Linked DNA regions of Homo sapiens: region 2 is linked to region 1. The links are chromatin loops, found by intact Hi-C in ENCODE. Cell type or tissue: chondrocyte. All regions are shown on one strand. Each heading gives the region's core, and the rest is flanking DNA. Links, peaks and the distances in the headings are about the cores only. Region 1 overlaps LOC102723324 (a long non-coding RNA gene). Region 2 holds the start of CNTRL (centriolin).

Evidence for each region. Hi-C counts contacts between places; a loop is a spot of excess contacts. Peaks named below come from ENCODE experiments on the same cell type or tissue, not always from the same donor. Only the 100,000 strongest peaks of a DNase experiment are listed, where the experiment ranks them.
Region 2: it touches region 1 in a loop (2.5-fold over the local background); 3 of 110 quality-filtered maps call a loop at or near these places.

Annotation. Positions count from the first base shown.
Region 1 is chr9:121,395,124-121,404,278 of GRCh38, reverse strand. All of the region lies in intron 3 of LOC102723324 (a long non-coding RNA gene), which reads right to left. Among named protein-coding and RNA genes, the nearest start is that of STOM, 29 kb to the right of the region's middle. In chondrocyte, for the core only: CTCF peaks have their summits at 3,734 and 3,947 (motif pointing right); no DNase peak of the experiment used is centred there.
Region 2 is chr9:121,067,811-121,076,965 of GRCh38, reverse strand. It overlaps CNTRL (centriolin), which reads right to left and starts at 2,011. Exons shown (of 44, transcript NM_007018.6): 1 at 1,899-2,011. It also overlaps a transcript of C5 not described here. RefSeq lists silencers at 1,607-1,746, 1,867-1,926, 2,551-2,747 and enhancers at 2,047-2,436, 4,790-4,839. In chondrocyte, for the core only: CTCF peaks have their summits at 1,337 (motif pointing right) and 4,717 (motif pointing right); DNase peaks (open chromatin) are centred at 1,735 and 2,045.

The sequences.
Region 1 (9,155 bases), core at 436-8,435:
ATTTAGCAAAGATTTATTTCTTTAAAAAGAATTTTTTTTTTTTAGAGACAAAGTTTCACTATGCTGTTTCACTATAATACACTGTTTCACTACAGTACAGTATTAAAACCTCAAACTCCTGGGCTCAAGGGATCCTCCCGCCTCAGCCTCCCAAGTAACTGGGACAACAGGCGCACACTACCATGCACAGCTGGGAATGGTTTCTTAGATATGACACCAAAAGCACAATCAAAAGAAAAAAATAAATTAGAATTCATCAAAATACAAAACTTTAGTGTATCAAAGAATACTAACAACAAAGTGGAAAGACAACCCATAAAATGGGAGAAAACTTTTGCAAATAATTTACCTGATGAGTTAGGTATGTAGAATATGTAAAGAACTCACACAACTCAAAAAACAGCTTTCCACAGTAGCTGAACTAATTTACATTCCCACCAAAAGTGTATAAGTTTCCCTTTTCTCTGCAGGCTTACCAGCATCTATTTATTTTTATTTTTTAATAATAGCCAGCCCGGCGCAGTGGCTCACAACTGTAATCCCAGCACTTCGAGAGGCTGAGGCGTGTGGATCACGAGGTCAAGAGATGGAGACATCCTGGCCAACATGGTGAAACCCCATCTCTACTAAAAATACAAAAATTAGGTGGGCATGGTGGCTGAGGCAGGAGAATCACTTGAACCCAGGAGGCAGAGGTTGCAGTGAGCTGAGGTTGTGCCACTGCACTCCAGCCTGGCAACAGAGCGAGATTCCATCTAAAATATAATAAAAATAAAATAATAATAATAATAGCCATTCTAACTGATATGAGATGGTATCTCATTATGGTTTTGATTTGCATTTCTCTGACAATTAGCGATGTGGAGCATTTTTTCATGTATTTGTTGCCCACTTGCAGGTCTTCTTTTGGGAAGTGTCTGTTCATGTCTTTTGCTCATTTTTTAAATGGGGTTATTGGTTTTTTGCTTGCTGATTTGTTTAGGTTCCTTATAGCTCTAGATATCAGACTTTTGTCAGATGCATAGTTTGCAAACATTTTCTCCTATTCTGTAGGCTGTTTACTCTGTTGATAGTTACTTTAATTGGTAGCTTTAATTGGAAGCTTGTTACTTTAATTAGGTACCACTGGTCAATTTGTTTCCGTTGCAATTGCTTTTGAGGACTCAGTTATGAATTATTTCCCAAGGCTGATGTCCAGAATAGGTTTCTTAGGTTTTCTTCTATGATTCTTATAGTTTGAGGTCTTACATTTAAATATTTAATTCATCTTGAGTTAACTTTTGTATTTGGTGAAAGGTAGGGGTCCAGTTTCAGTCTTCTGCATATGGCTAGCCAGTTATCCCAGCACCATTTATTGAATAGAGAGTCCTTTCCCCATTGTTTATTTTTGATGACTTTGTTAAAGATCAGGTGGTTGTAGATGTGTGGCTTTACTTCTGGGTTCTCTATTCTGTTCCATTGGTCTGTGCATCTGTTTTTGTCCCAGTACCATGTTGTTTTGATACTGTAGCCTTGTAGTATAGTTTGAAGTTGCTAATGTGATGCCTCCAGCTTTGTTCTTTTTGCTTAGGATTGCTTTGGCTATCTGTACTCTTTTTTGGTTCCATATGAATTTTAGAATAGTTTTTTCTACTTCTGTGGAAAATAATGTTGGTAGCTTGATAAGAATAGCATTCAATCTGTAGATTGCTTTTAGCCATTTTAACAATATTGATTCTTCTAATCCATGAGCATGGACTGTTTTTCCATTTGTTTGTACCACGTATGGTTTTTTTCAGCAGTATTTTGTAGTTCGTGGAGAGATCTTTCACCTCCATCATTACTTGTATTCCTAGGTTTTTGTTTGTTTGTTTTTTGCAGCTATTGTAAATGGGATTGCATTCTTGGTTTGGCTCTCAGCTTGAATGTTATTGGTGTATAGAAATGTTACTGATTTTTGTATATTGATTTTGTATCTGGAAATTTTGCTGAAGTTGTTTATCAGTTCTAGGAGACTTTTGGCAGTTTTTAGGGTTTTCTATGTATAGATTCCTATCATCAGCAAAGAAGAAGTCAAACTATCTTCTTCTTTTCCTATTTGGATGTCTTTTATTTCTTTCTTTCACCTGATTGCTGTGTCAAGGACTTTCATTACCATGTTGAATAGGAGTGGTGAGAGTGGGCATTCTTGTCTTGTTCCAATTCTCCAGGGGAATGCTTCCAATTTTTGCCCCTTCAGTATGATGTTAGCTGGTTTATCATAGATGGCTCTTATTTTGAGGTATGTTCCTTTGGTGACTATTTTTTAGAGGGCTTTTATCATGATGGGATGTTGAATTTTATAAAAAGCTTTTTCTGTGTCTATTGAGATGATCATATGGTTTTTGTTTTTAATTCTGTTTATGTGGTGAATCACATTTATTGATTTGTGTATGTTGAACCAACCTTGCATCCCAGGAATGAAACCAACTTGATCATGATGAATTAACTTTTTAATGTGCTTCGGATTCAGTTTGCTAGTATTTTGTTGAGGATTTTTGCACATACATTCATCAGAGATATTGGCCTGTAGCTTTCTTTTATCATTATGTCTTTGCCAGATTTTGGTATCAGGGTGATGCTGGCTTTATAGAATGAGTTGGAGAGGAGTCCTTCCTCCTCAAATTTTTTGAATAGTTTCAGTAGAATTGGTACCAGTTCTTCACCACATTAAGAGATTCAAGCAGAAAAAAAGTTACAGTATTTCTACATAGATGCAAAATTTCTAAAGCATTTGATAAAACTTAATATCCATTCAAGATTTTTAAACACTTAAGAAAAAAGAAATAGAATGAAAGTTCTTAATCTAATAAAAAGTATCTGTAGAAAACCAAAGAAAAGTAATGTTTTATGTCAAAAGCTTTTCCTGTAAAGTCAGGAACAATTAAAGGGTGCCTAATATCACCATTTCTATTCTGTGTTGTACTAGAGCTTCTAACTAGTACATGAAGGATAAGAAAAACAAATTAATGGTATAATTATCTACAAATGATAAATTGTATATGTAGGAAAAAGAGATTTATTTGAATTATAAGAGCATTTAGCAAAATCCCTAGATGAATAATCAATATGACAAAAGTAGTTACATTTCCAAACACCAGCCATAATTGTTAGCAAATGATTTTTTAAAGATGCCTTTTTAGCCTAAAAAAATCAAGTATCTACAAATAAGTGTACCAAAAGATATATAAGACTTTTATGTCTATTGAAAGACACTAAGGAAAACTGAAGTAAATCGTGATTGGAAGGCTCAATAGTATAAAAATATCAGTTCACTCTAAAATGATTTAATGATTCAGTTCAATCCCAATAAATATTCCCAGGAGGGTTTTTTTTTTTTTGACAGAATTTGACAGACTGATTTTAAACTTTATGGAAAATTTAAAGGCCAAGACTATCCAAAACATTCTTTTAAAAAATGAGGTGGGAGTTCTTGATGTACTAAATATTAACAATGATTATAAAGTAAAATGATAAAGACAATATGATATTGTCACAGAAATTGACAAATAAATCAATGGAGCATAACCAAGATAGGCAATGACTCACATATAAATGGACACTTCATATATAACAGTAACGGCACTGCAGAGTCCTAAAGAAAAAAAAATAATCTTTTCAGTAAATGGTGCTTTGAAAACAGAACATTCACATGGGAAAAAAATGAAATGTACTCTTTCATCAAAGTAAGCTTCCATGAGTTCAGGGTTCTTTCAGTTTTGTTCACAGCTGTAACCCCAATGCCTAGAAATGTAACTGCAATATAGAAGGTATACATACTCACTCAGTATTTGTGAAGTGAATGAATGAATGAATGAATGAACGAACGAACGAATAAATGACGACTTTGGAAACAGTTCTCAAGTTTTTAATTCATCTGTCTTCTTTTAAACATCTAACTAGGAAAAAAGTACATGAGAGTTACCAGTAGATGGCGCAACATAACAAAGAAAGTAATCAACACATTCTTTCCTTCTGAAAGGAATTGCTTCAAGAAAAGCCTGCTGATGTCACCTGTGCTGTAATAACTCATATTTCACTGACTTATACCCCACTGCACAGATGTTATTCTGTTCTGCTAAGTATTTTAGTTTTTCTTGTACCAGTACAGGTTACCAGTTCCTCCTTCTCCCTTTCCCCACCCTCTCCATCCCTTGGAACTCCCCCAACCTGTATTTAACTGAATCTCCCAATGTACTAAAGCCCTCAGGTTTCCAGAGCTGTGGGGTAGTCCACGGTGAGAAAGAATCTGTCCTCTCTGAGTTACACTCTGTTAAACGGGGTCACAGATTAGTGAAACAGTTCTTTCGTATTTTACTTCCAGCCTCCTTTCTCCGTGGGACCCCAGATTGGATCCATTGGGAGGTAGATTTGAATAGCAACTACCATGCATTATCAAGGATCACCATTTCTTTGCACCACTAAAGGCTCTCTTGCCAGGTCATGGTTATCCCAGAAGGTGTTTCAGTGCTTATGCCGATAAGCTCCTGTCACTAATCTGTCCGCCCATTCATATTAGGCTAGCATGACCAATTTGTCCTGGTTTGCTGGGGACTTTCACAGTTTTAGCATTGGAAGTCTCACATCCCAGGAAATCGAAATCCCTTAATCTTGGATAAACCAGAACAGCTGGTCACTCTACACTAGGCCCAGATCTCTCTGAACCCCACTCAAGCTCAAACCAGATTGTTTCATACAAGTATATAATTTTTAACCACATACATAAATTCCTGTTCTCTCTTCCCACTCCACATAGTCAGCCACCAAGTCTGTCAATTCCACTTCCTATGTATCATTTAAATTCATTTTCTCCTCTAATTCACACTACCTTACTTAGCTCATGTCTCATCATTTTATTCAGAATTACTAGGTAATCTTAAATAATAGCTCTACCCCTAGTATTGCTCATCTCAAATTCTCCCTCATGGAATATCTTTCATATCAATGTGATGTGATCACATCACAGTCCTGTAAAAAAAAAATCACTACTTTTCCCTCAGCATAGGATTTTGTCCACTTTCTTCATATGGTACATAAAGCTCCTTCCAGTATAGCCCTACCTAACATTTCCCGTTTTATCTCCCACCACTCCACTCTTCATACTCTTCACCCCTAGTGCTACTTACTACTCAACTGAACTAATTACTGCTTCCAGAACCCACAATGCCCATAGGCCTTTGCTTCCACTGATCTTATTTTCTAGAATGCCCTCTTGCTTTGCTATCTGGTAATTTACCTTTACTCATCAGAACCACCTAAATTGGGAAGGGAAGTTTGCCCAGACCAAGAGATGCTATGTAGACCAGAAAGAAATATTCAGACAGCCTACAGGAGGACACACATACATGTTTCTTACCATAATACAAGTCCAAAAAAGTTCCTACTTAACAAAATGTACTATTTTGTATACAACCACATATGAAGGGAAAACAACCAAAGTCACATCTGGCCGCTATATCAATAGGTAATGTTATGCAGTCTTTGTTTTCCAAGTTCAGGATTATTGTGCCAGTCCTCGGCCTCTTTAGATTTTGTAGGCAACACAAACCACAAGTGGATGCTCTGCTCTGATCCGGTTACACCAAGTAACTTGTAAGGCTGCTACTTCTGAATGGTGCCTGAAGCAAGAGAAGGCTCTACAGTGGGTCGAGGCAGTGTCATTCCAGTCTGTCTATCCAGTGGTGCTCCAAGTGTCTGTGGTAAGAGTGCTGCATGGCTCCTCACGCAAGCCTCAACAGGAAAATGACACAACACATAGCTAGCTAACAGAACCATACACTCCTCTGCCCCCTTAAAGAAGCAGCTCATAGCTCACTATTACGCCCTGGTAAAAACTGTTTAACCATGGAATTCCTATTACATGACCTAACAATTACATGACATAACTTGCCCATTATGAACAAGACCTAGCTATAATAATGTGCAGCAGCAATCCATTATCAAATAGACATAGTATGTACAAGATCAGACTCAAGCAAGCTCAGAGCACAAGCAAGTTACACGAGCAGGTGGCCCAGACCCCCACAGCACTTACTTCTGATGCCTTTTGGCCTCTCCCTCAACCAGCACTTGTGGTTTCATGGGGAGCTCCTTATGGCCTGTTGAAAGAGGGGGAAAATACACTTGGGCCTTATCCCTGTCAAAATACCAATGACATTCTTCATAAAAACAAAAAAATCCTAAAATTTATACAGGACCACGAAAGATCTTGAATAGCCAAGGCAAACCCAAGCCAGAAAACAAAGCTGGAGGCATCATACTACCTGACTTCAAAATATACCACAAAGCCATAGTAATCAAAACAGCATGGCACTGACATAAAAACAGACACATAGACCAATGAGACAGAATAGAGAACCCAGAAATTAATCTATGTATCTACAGCCAACTGATTTTTGGCAAAGGGACCAAGAACATACATTGGGGAAAGGACAATCTCTTCAATAAACAGTGCTGGGCCAGGCACGATGGCTCATGCCTGTAATCACAACACTTTGGGAGGATGAGCAGGGAAGATTGCTTGAGCCCAGAAGTTCAAGACCAGCCTGGGCAACAAAGGGAGACCCCTCTCTACAAACACACAAAATATATTTTTTTAAAACAGCCAGGTGCAGTGGCATGCACCAATAGTCCCAGTGACTTGGGAGGCTGAGGTGGGAGGATCACTTGAGCCTGGGAAGTTGAGGCTGCAGTAAGCCATGATTGCACCATTGCATTCCAGTCTGGGTGATAAAGCAAGACCCTGTCTCAAATAAATAAATAAATAAATAAATAAATAAATAAATAAATAGTGCTGGGAAAACTGAATATCTATACGCAGAAGAATGAAACTAGACCCCTATCTCTCACCATACACAAAAATCAACTAAAAAGGGATCAAAGACCTAAATATAAAACCCAAAACTATAAAAGTACTAGAAGAAAGATTTTAGGGGAAATGCTTCAGGACATTGCTCTGGGAAAAGACTTTATGAATAAGACCTCAAAAGCACAGGCAACAAATGCAAAAATAAATGGGATTATATCAAACTAAAAAGCTTCTGCACAGCAAAGAAAACAATCAACACAGTGAAAAGACAACTTACAGAATGGGAGAAAATATCTGCAAACTACTCATCTGACCAGGGATTGATATCCAGAATACACAAGAACGCAAATATCTCAACAGCAAACAAACAATATGATTAAAAATGGGCAAGTGATCTGAACAGACATTTTTCAAATGCAAATGACCAAAAGGTATATGAAAAAATGCTCAATATCACTAATTATCAGGGAAATGTAAATCACAACCACAATGATATAACATCTCATCCAAGTCAGGCTGGCTATTATCAAAAATACAAAAAAAAAAAAAAAAGTGCTGGCAAGGATGCAGAGAGAAGGGAACTCTCATACACTTGGTGGGAATATAAACTAGTACAGCCAGTAGGGAGAACAGTATGGAGGTTCCTCAAAAAACTACAAATAGAGCCACAGTATGATACTGAAATTCCTCTACTGGGTATTTATCCAAAGGAAAGGAAATCAACATATTGAAAAGAAACCTGCATGCCCATGTTTACTGCAGCACTATTCACGAGAGCCAAGATAAGGAATCAACCTATGTGTGCAACAACAGATGGATGAATAAGAAAAATGTGGTAAACATATATATATTTATATACACACACAATGATATATATATATACATATATATATACACATATATATATACATATATACATATATATATACACATATATATACATATATGTGTATATATATATATATATATGCACACACACACAATGGAGTACTATTCAGCCATAATAAAGAATAAAATCCTGTAATTCGGGGCAACATGGATGGAAATGGAGGACATTACGTTAAGCAAAATAAGCCAGGAACAGAATGTCAAACACTGCATGTTCTCACTCACATGTGGAAGCTAAAAAAAGTTGATCTCATAGAAGTAAAAAGTAGAACAAAGGATACTAAAGGCTGAGAAGAGTAGGGGGAAGAGGGAGATAGAGCTTTGTTAAAGGAAACAAATAGATAGGAGAAATAAGTTATAGTGTTCTATGCCACCATAGGATGACTATAATTAACAATATCTTATAGTTTCAAATAGCTAGAAAAAGAATATTGAATGTTCCCAACACAAAGAAATGATAAATGTTTGAGGTGATGGATATGCTAATTACCCTGATCTGATCACTATACATTGTATGTATCACAACATAACTATGTACCTCATAAATACGTACAATTATTATGTGTCAATTTAAAATCTTTTAAATAAAAAATTTAAAAAATTTTTTAAACCAACTTGGGCCTGGTTCACAGAAGTGTGTCCACATTACACTAGTACCAGTATACTCCCTCAGAGATGCCACTGAAGGGGAATGGTGAAGGAAAACCCTCCAAGAGGGCAGAAGTTTTGGCAGTATACCTTGAAGTCCCCTCAGCCAGGAAAGAGGGGTGGCCTGTGGTACAGATGTACACTCATCTGTGGACAGTGAATAATGCTTTGGTCACCTGGTCAGGAAATTGAAAAGAACAAGCCTGGAAGATTGATAACAAGGAAGACTGAAGAAGAGACACATGCACAGATCTTTCAGAATGGGCACTAAATGTGAAGGAATTTGTGTGAGTGCTTACCAAGGTACATCCATTGTAGAGGAGGCCTCAATAATAGGGGTGAACAAAGTGACTTGTTCTGGGATTATCAGTCAGCACCTTTCCTCATCTTCTGTTTTAATGGGCTTGTGTACAAAATGGCCATAGTGGCAGAAATGAAGCACAGACCCAACAAAATGGACTTCCCCTTACCAAGCTAATCTGACTGTTGGCACTGTTGAGTTCCCAAATTATCAAGAACAGAATCTAAACTGTGAGTCTCCAATATGGCACCATTTCCCAAGGGGATCAGCCAACTCTGTGTTGGTAGGTTGATTATAAAGCACCCCTTCCATCATGGAAATGAAAGCCATTTGTTTGTGCTAGAATAGACAACTATTCTGTGTATAGATTTGCCTCTTCTGCCCATTGTGTTTCTGCCAACACTACCACATAATTCCTTACTCAATATCATGGTATCCTACTCAACACAGCTTCTAAGGAACACATCTTAGAAGTGTAATTAGAGTTTGCAA
Region 2 (9,155 bases), core at 1,156-9,155, 330 kb after region 1:
GTCTCTCTACAGACTCCCTAATATGCAAATACCCATCCCCATTTATTAACCCCCATATCCCTCTCCTTAGCCCTTTAATTGGATTTCAGTACTTTCCAAGTCTACTTCATCCCATACCCTCTGACCTACTGAAATACTTTTACTCCTTAATCTTCTCCTCCTTTCAAATATCCTGATTCCGATTCCTCTGCAAAGTCTCCAGCCATTTTTCTTTCCAAAGCCAATTCCCCCATTCTGTGCTGCCCACCCACCTCTGCCTCCCATTCTTCTTTATCCCATTCTGATTGCCAATTTTCCCACAAATTCTATCCCAGTTCCCTAACACAGTAATAGTCTCCCCCATTTCTCTATGGTTCTTTCCTGTGCCCAGACTCAACATTTCTCTATCCATCCAGACTTCCCAAGCTGCTCATCTCTCTTCACCCCAGAAAATACCCTGACATCCTAATGCGTTCCAATACTCTGACCTCCAATTACTCCCCTCCCTAAACAAAATACTCAAACCTCCATCCATTCCTCTTCATCCCAACCCAACTGCCTGCCTATTTGCCTTTCCATCCTAATACTCTAGCCCCCGTATCCTTCTCCATCCTATTAAAAGCCTGAATCCCCTCTCCCATCTCTCTTCTTCTGCTCAGATACCCTAAAACTCAAGCTTCCCATCTCTTTCCATTAATTATTCAATTTTATTGAGCAACTTTTATGTAGGAAGAACCATGCTAGAATCTAAGCTCAAGATGCAGAAGATTTTATCTCCCTATTACCCATGATCTCTGCACCAAGCAGTCTCCTTCATAGCATTTTATAACCATTATTTGTGAAACTACTTGGTTGTTGCCTGTTTCTCCTTCTAGACTATAAGCTACAAGAGAGCAGAGGTTTTGTCTGTTGTTCTATAAACAATAAATATTTGTTGACTGAAGGACTGTACTAAACACTTAGACAATACCAAATTTAAATCCTCAAAGATTTAGCTGTATAGGATCAGAATTATTAACCTGATTTACAAATGGCAATGTACCTGAACAGTTAAAAGCTTGGATTCTGGAACGAAACAGCCTGAGTTCAAATTCTGATTTTCCACTTACTGTGTGATCTTAGGCAAATTACTTAACCTCTCTGGTCCTCAGTGCTATCACTTTTTAAATGGGGATGATAACCTCATACAAGTTATTTTAAATTCTAAATGAGGTTAATACGTGCAAAGTGCTTAAAACTGGATCTGACAAATAGTGAACACCCAAAAATGATTCGCAATTATTTGGACAAATGAGGAAACATGATCAGGAAGGCTCAGACACATATCCAGGGTCACAGACCTGGTTAAGTTACACAAGGTGGCAGAATTGAGGCTTCAACCCAAGTTTGTCTGGCTTCAAAATTCTCTAGTCCCTTAACGAATATAACGGAAGTGTTTGTTCTTCCCCTTCTTTTAGCATTTCGTCCCCATATCCTGTCATCTTTCTCCACGCACTGTACTCCGTCCGATACCGTGACAACCCGTCAGGACGCCCAAACTGTCCTTTCTCCCGCTCACTCCCCACAGACAGCTGGCACATCCCAGCTCTCCCCTCAGCTCAGGTGGCAGGACCCACAACCTTCTGGGCGCCGCACCCTAACTTCCACACCTCCCCACACTCTGGTTCTTCATCCCCAATCGCCCCCGCCGTCCCCACCTCTTCCCATCCAAACCTCCCTCCTTCATCCACCGCCCCACGCCCGTTCCGGGCCCTCCCCTCTTTCCCGTCCAATCCCAATTCCCAGACACGCGCCCCCGCCCCGAATCCATCCCAAGCCGGCCCACACCACGCCCGGTCCGGGCCTTCCCGCCTTTGCCGCCGGCCCCCACTGCTCGGGCCGGATGCCGGGGAACGGGCTCGGCCAGGTCTGACGCTCACCGCCTAGAAGCCGAGCCGAGCAGTCCCGCAGGCTGAGGTAGAGCGGGAGAAGTTCGGGCTCTTTCCTCAGGGGCCCAGCGGCGCGGCAGCCATTTTGTTGTGTTGTGCCGGTTGCCGAGGGGCCGCGCGCGCGTGGTCGGGGCTAGTCTCAGCCACGCCCCTCTCCCTCTCCGGTACTGTTGGAAGGGACGCGGAGGCGTTTCCCGCCTCTTTTGCAGCCAGCGCGCTAGGATGCCGGGGAGTCTTGGGCGCGAGGCTTCCGGCCGCGCGGGGCCGACGGGATGCGGTGCCTTCGCCTTCGGATTGCGTTGCAGGTGAAGTGTCGGGTGCAGAGTCAGGGGGAGCCGAGGTTTCATGCGGCAGCTGCCCGCAGTGCTGTGGCCTTCGCTGAGACAAAGCTGCCGCCGCCACCCTCTGAAACACGGACACGCTTCTCAGGGCCTGTGTCCGAGGACGGCCTGAGGCACCGGCGCAGCGCCTCCCCGGCCTCCCCCACTTCTGATGCTTGCGCGCTATGAGCGAGTGTTCTTATCAGCACACTTCTCTCTGACAGTCGTATCTAAAGCGAATTCCCTCCAGGGACCGAACTGCCCAGGCTCGGATGAACCTCAAAGCGGACGCAGCCTGGGCTCCAGCTGTCGCGTGAGGTTCAGGGAGCTTGGGAATCCTAGGCAGAGGATGTTCCTCTGATTGCTACAAGGGAGTTAAAGCAAGAAGCACTTGCACAGGCTTCATCTGGGGCTTGCCCATGAGCACGGCGTTCACGACATGCATTCAACAGATATTTTAAAGAATTTAGCAGATACTGGGCTGGATGCTAGGGAAACACTGAAGTTTTTTTTAAAGTGTTATCACCATTGACGCCTTTCACTCCAGTAGCCTCCCGTTTTGAAGGTATACCCTGGACCATGTTACCATCAGAGGCTGCACCCGCTCCAGAAATCCCCAGTGCAATCGCTCCCCATCCTTGACTATAATCCTATCATCTTAGCAGCGTGCCTGCTCAAAAGACCCCTATGCCAGCGTATTTCTAAACTTCCTTGCGTCTTCCAGTCCCTTGTTCTTACCATTTTCTCGCGATCATTCTATCCTGTCTTCATTTCCTTTCTTCACTACAGAGTTTATAGGCCACCTGTATAACACTTTTAGAAACTCCCTCTCTCTCTGTGTCTCAGTTTCCTTATCTATGAAATGAGGTCCTTTTACCTATTAACACTTCCTACAGTTTTCCTGATAATTATAAAAGTGAATCCTGGCCGGGCGCTGTGGCTCATGCCTGTAATCCCAGCACTTTGGGAGACCAAGGTGGGAGGATCACTTGAGGTCAGGAATTCAAGATCAGCCTGGCCAACAAGGTGAAACGCCGTCTCTACTAAAAATACAAAAATTACCCGGGCGTGGTGGCGCACGCTTGTCATCCCAGCTGCTTGAGAGGCTGCAGGAGGATCGCTTGAACCCGGGAGGCGGAGGTTGCAGTGAGCCGAGATCGCGCCACTGCACTCCAGCCTGGACGACAGAGCGAGACTCCATCTCAAAAAAAAAAAAAAAAAAAAAAAGTCCAGTTTTCCTGATAATTATAAAAGTGAATCTCTGTGAAAGAACTTAGAACAGTGAGGGACCCATAGTAAGTTCTCAATATGTCTTAGATATTTCATTATTAGACAAAGGTTACCCAGAAGCAATACTTCTTTCTACGCCCAAAAGAAGAGTTTAGGCAAGGAGTAGGGAGGTGGGGAAGAATTTGCTTGGCAAAGGGAACAACTTGTGCAAACCCCGGAAGCGGGGGAAAAGAGCTTGGCAATGTGCTGAATGTTAAGTAATTCAGTGTGGCTGGAACAAAACATGAGTATGGAAACATGAAGTAGTTCAGTATGGCTTGTGCAAAAATCTGGGGTGGAGAAGCTAAATCTGGAAAAGGGACCATATTATAAGCAGTATTAGGCACTTCATTTTTCCTTAAGGCAGAGATGGCTTCACCTCTATAGGAAATTCAGGGGACGTCCAACAGGGAATAAGCTGCAATAAACATGGGGATGCAGATGTGTCTTTGATTTACTTTGATTTACTGATTTCCTTTTCCTTTTACTTAAATGTGATTCCCATTGACATTTAAGTGAATGGTGCTGTCCTCTCCCCAACTATTTACACGACACAGAACGAAGCCCTTGGAGTTTAAACGCAGAATTTTTGAAAAGCTCCACTTAAGAGGAGATTACATTCATTTTTTTTCTTTTCTTTTTTTTTTTTTTTTTTTTAATTTTTTGAACAGAGTCTGGCTCTGTCACCCAGGCTGGAGTGCAGTGGCAGGATCTCGGCTCAGTGCAACCTCCGCCTCCCGGGTTCAAGCGATTCTCCTGCCTCAGCCTCCCGAGGAGTTGGGATTACAGGCACGCACCACCAAGGCCAGCTAATTTTTGTATTTTAGTAGAAACAGAGTTTCACCATGTTGGTCAGGCTGGTCTCAATCTCCTGACCTCACGTGATCCGCCCGCCTCGGCCTCCCAAAGTGCTGGGATTACAGGCGTGAGCCACCGCGCCCTGCCGAGATTACATTCATTTTTAATCGAAGTTCAGGTGATATTTATTAGATTGGAATGTGTACGTTGCTGAGTTTCAGTTCTATTTGCATATGTTTTGACACCCATCGTTTCGGTTTCTTGTACCCAGAAACTTAGATTTATTGCGTAACCTCATTGCTGTGTCCCTCAAAGTCTGTAATGGTATTCACGTGGGATCCATTATCAAGCCGTGGTGTGCTGATGTAGTTCATTATCAATCATATTAGTATCAATTAATAGCCATCAAATATACATAAAAAGTCCAGAGGGTGGCGCAAAACACTTTTCTCTTGGGTGATCTCTCAGTCCGTATCCAGTTAGCCGCGGATGGGCACTCACCGGTCCCATGTTGCCCCCTTTTCCTCCTCATACAGACCTCTGCTGGTGTCTAGCATCATCTCTAACGAAGCTAGAGACTTCAAAGGAGAGACCTTTCTCCAGTTAATTTGAATATTAACTGTCTCTCTTAGCATGCTAAAAGAACTTCCTTCTCCAAAGCAGAAGTGAGAATACGAAAGTAACGCAGACAACTCGCGTTCCACACTATTTTTCTTTATCTGATATTATGAAGAATGTACTCTGAGTTGCATTTACAATACAAATATTAGCCACGTCAGGGTGACCAAGCTTTTACTCAGTCTTTTTTCCAAATGATAGCAAAGCTATTCTGTTTAAACTTCCCTCAGCTTTTTGCAACCCAGTTTAATCATTTTGCGAATTTGTTTTAGAGAAGAAACAGACTAGTTTGTCAGACAGGGATGGCAACTTTCATTATTGCCATTTCTTTCTGTGACTGGCCAGTGTGATTTTGTTGTTTTGTTTTTTAAGACAAGGTCTCACTCTGTCACCCAGGTTTCAGTGCAGTGACACAATCATAACTCACTGCAGCCTTGACTTCTCAGACTCAAGTGATCCTCCTCCCTCAGCCTCCCAAATAGCTCAGTCTATAGGTGTGCACCACCACACCTAGCTAATTTTTAAACTTTTTGTAAAGATGGGGTCTTGCTGTGTTGCCCAGGCTGGTCTTAAACTCCTGGGCTCAAGCGATCCTCCCACCTCAACCTCCCAAAGTGCTGGGATTACACGCATGAGCCAGCATGCCCAGCCTGATTTTTTTTTAATTTTTATTCATTTATTTTTTTTTGTTTTTGTTGGTGTGTTTTGTTTTTTGTTCTTGTTTTTGTTTTTTTGAGACAGAGTCTCACTCTGTTGCCCAGGCTGGAGTGCAGTAGCACGATCATGGCTCACTGCAACCTCCACCTCCAGGGTTCAAACAATTTTTGTGCCTTAGCCTCCCCAGTAGCTGTGATTACAGGTGTGTGACTCCACGCCCAGCTATTTTTGTGTATGTGTGTGTATTTTTAGTACAGACAGTGCTTCACCATGTTGATCAGGCTGGTCTTCAACTCCTGGCCTCAAGTATCCGCTTGCCTTGGTCCCCCAAAGTGCTAGGTTTGTAGGTGTGAGTCACCATACCCAACCTTAATTTTTATTTTTAAATGACATGTAGTAACTGTACATATTTATGGGATACATAGTGATGTTTTAATACATATAAATGTATAGTGGTTGGAGTAATTAGCATATCCATCATCCCAAACATCATATGTTTATTTTAGGAAGATTTCATACCCTCCTTCTAGCTATTTGAAACTATATAATATATTATTGTTAACTATCCTCATCCTATAGTAAGTATAGAACACTAGAACTTATTGCTCCTATCTAGCTATAATTTTGTATCCTTTAAGATATCTTTCTCTCCTTCCCTTCCCCCTGCTACCCTTCCCAACCTTTAGTATCCTCTGTTCTACTGTTTACTCCTATGAGATCAACATTTTTCAGCTTCGACATATGACTGAGAACATGTGGCATTTAACTTACTGTTCCTGGCTTATTCACGTAATATACTGTCTTCCATTTCCATCCGTGTTGCTGTGAATTACAGTATTTCATTCTTTTTTATGGCTGAATAGTATTCCATTGTAAGTATGTATGTATATATATATGAATACGCACACACACACATATATATACACATACAGAATATACATATATATATACACATACAGAATATACATACATATATATATATATATATATATATATATATATATATATATATCACCCTTCCTTCCTTCCTTCTTTCTTTCTTTCAGAATTTTGTTCTTGTTGCCCAGGCTGCAGTGCAATGGCATGATCTCAGCTCACCGCAACCTCTGCCTCCTAGGTTCAAGCGATTCTCCTGCCTCAGCCTCCCGAGTAGCTGGGATTAGAGGCGCCTGCCAACATACCCAGCTAATTTTGTATTTTTAGTAGAGATGGGGTTTCTCCATGTTGGTCAGGCTAGTCTCGAACTCCTGACCTCAGGTGATCCACCTGCCTCGGCCTCTCAAAGTGCTGGGATTACAGGCATGAGCCACTACGTCTGGCCCACATTTTCTTTATCCATTCATCTGTTGGACACCTAGGTTGATTCCATGTCTTGGCTATTATGAATAGTGCTGCAATAAACATGGGGATGCAGACGTGTCTTTGATATACTGATTTCTTTTCCTTTGGATAAATGCCAAGTAGTAGGATTGCTGGATCATATGGTAGTTCTATTTGTAGTTTTTTTGAGGAACTTCCACACTGTTCTCCATAGTGGATATATTAGTTTACATTCCACCAACAGTGTATGAGTCCCTTTTTCTGGCTGGGCAAGGTGACTCACACCTGTAATCCCAGCACTTTGGGAGGCTGAGGTGGGAGGATCTCTTCAGCTTAGGAGTTCAATACCAGCCTGGAGAAGATAGTGAGACCTCATCTCTACTAAAAATCAAAACCATTAGCTGGGTGTGATGGCACTTGTCTGTAGTCCTAGCTACTTGGGAGGCTGAGTGGGAGGATTGCTTGAGCCTGGGAGATTGAGGCTGCAGTGAGCTATCATCATGCCACTGCAATGCCGCCTGGGCAACAGAAACCAAAAAAAAAAAAAAGAGTTTCTTTTTCTCCACATCCTCCCCAGCATTTGTTGTTTGCTGTCTTGATAATAGCCATCCTAACTGGGGTGAGATTATACCTCATAGTGGTTTTGATTTGCAGATTTGCATTTCCCTGATGATTGATGATGGTGAGCATTTTTTCATATATTTGTTGGTCATTTGTATGTCTTCTTTTTGAGAAGTGTCTATTCAGATTATTTGTCCATTTTTATACAATTTTGTTGTTGAGATGTTTGAGTTCCGTGTGTATTCCAGATATTAATTCCCTGTTATATGAATAGTTTGCAAATATTTTCTCCCATTCTCTGGGTTGTTTCTTCACTATGTTGATTGCTTCCTTTGTTGTGCAGAAGCCTTTTAGTTTGATATAATCCCATATGTTTATTTTTGTTTTTGTTGCCTGCATTTTTGAGGTCTTATTCATAAAATCTTTCCTAGACCAGTGTCCGGAACCATTTCCCCTATGTTTTCTTCTAGTAGTTTTATAGTTTCTGTCTTACATTTAGGTCTTTGATCCATTTTGATTTATATATAAACTCACGTACAAGGTTTTTATATAGGGGGAGATGTAGGGATCTAGTTTCATTCTTCTGTATATGGATATCCAGTTTTCCCAGGACCATTTATTAAAGAGACTATTCTTTCCCCAGTGAGTGTTCTTGACATCTTTGTCAAAAAACCAGTTGGCTGTAGATCCATGGATTAATTTCTGAGTCCTCTATGCTGTTTCATTTGTCTGGCTATCTGTTTTTATGACAATATCATGCTATTTTGGTTACTACAGCTTTGTAGTATATTTTGAAGACTGTTAGTGTGATGCCTCTAGCTTTGTTCTTTTTGTTCGGGATTGCTTTGGCCATTTGGGTTCCTTTGTGGTTCCATAAAAATTTTGAGATTTTTTTCCTATTTCTGTGAAGAAAATCATTGGTATTTTGATAGAGATTGCATTGAATCTGTAGATTGTTTTGAGTAGTATGGTCATTTTAATAATATTGATTCTTCTGATCCATGAAAAGTGAGATGTCTTTCCATTTGTTTGTACCCTCTTCAATTTCTTCCATCAGTGTTTTGTAGTTTTCCTTGTAGCAGTCTTTTACATCCATGCTTAAAATTATTCCTAGGTGTTTTTTTAATAGCTATTGTAAATGAGATTGCCTTCTTGATTTCTTTTTTAGCTCATTTGTTGTTTGTGTATAGAAACACTACTGATTTTTGTATGTTGGTTTTGTACTCTGCAACTTTACTGAATTCATTTACTAGTTTCTAATATATTTTTGTGGAATCTTTGGGGTTTTCTACATATAGAATTATGTCATCTGCAAATAGAAATAATTTTACCTCTTCCTTTCTGATTTTTGATGTCTTTTATTTCTTTTTCTTATCTAATTGCACTTGCTAGTTCTTCCAATCTATGTTGATTAGAAGTGGTAAGTTTGGGATCCTTGCATTGTACCAGATCTTAGTGGAAAAGTTTTTAGGTTTTTTCCATTGATGATAATGTGCGCTGCAGGCTTCTCATAAATAGCCTTTATTATGTTGTATTAGTCCATTTTTACCCTACTATAAAGAACTGAGTAATTTATAAAGTAATTACTGAGACTGAGTAATTTATAAAGAAGAGAGGTTTAATTGACTCACAGTTTCACATGGCTGGGGAGGCCTCAGGAAACTTAAAATTATGGTGGAAGGCAAAGGGGAAGCAAGGCACATCT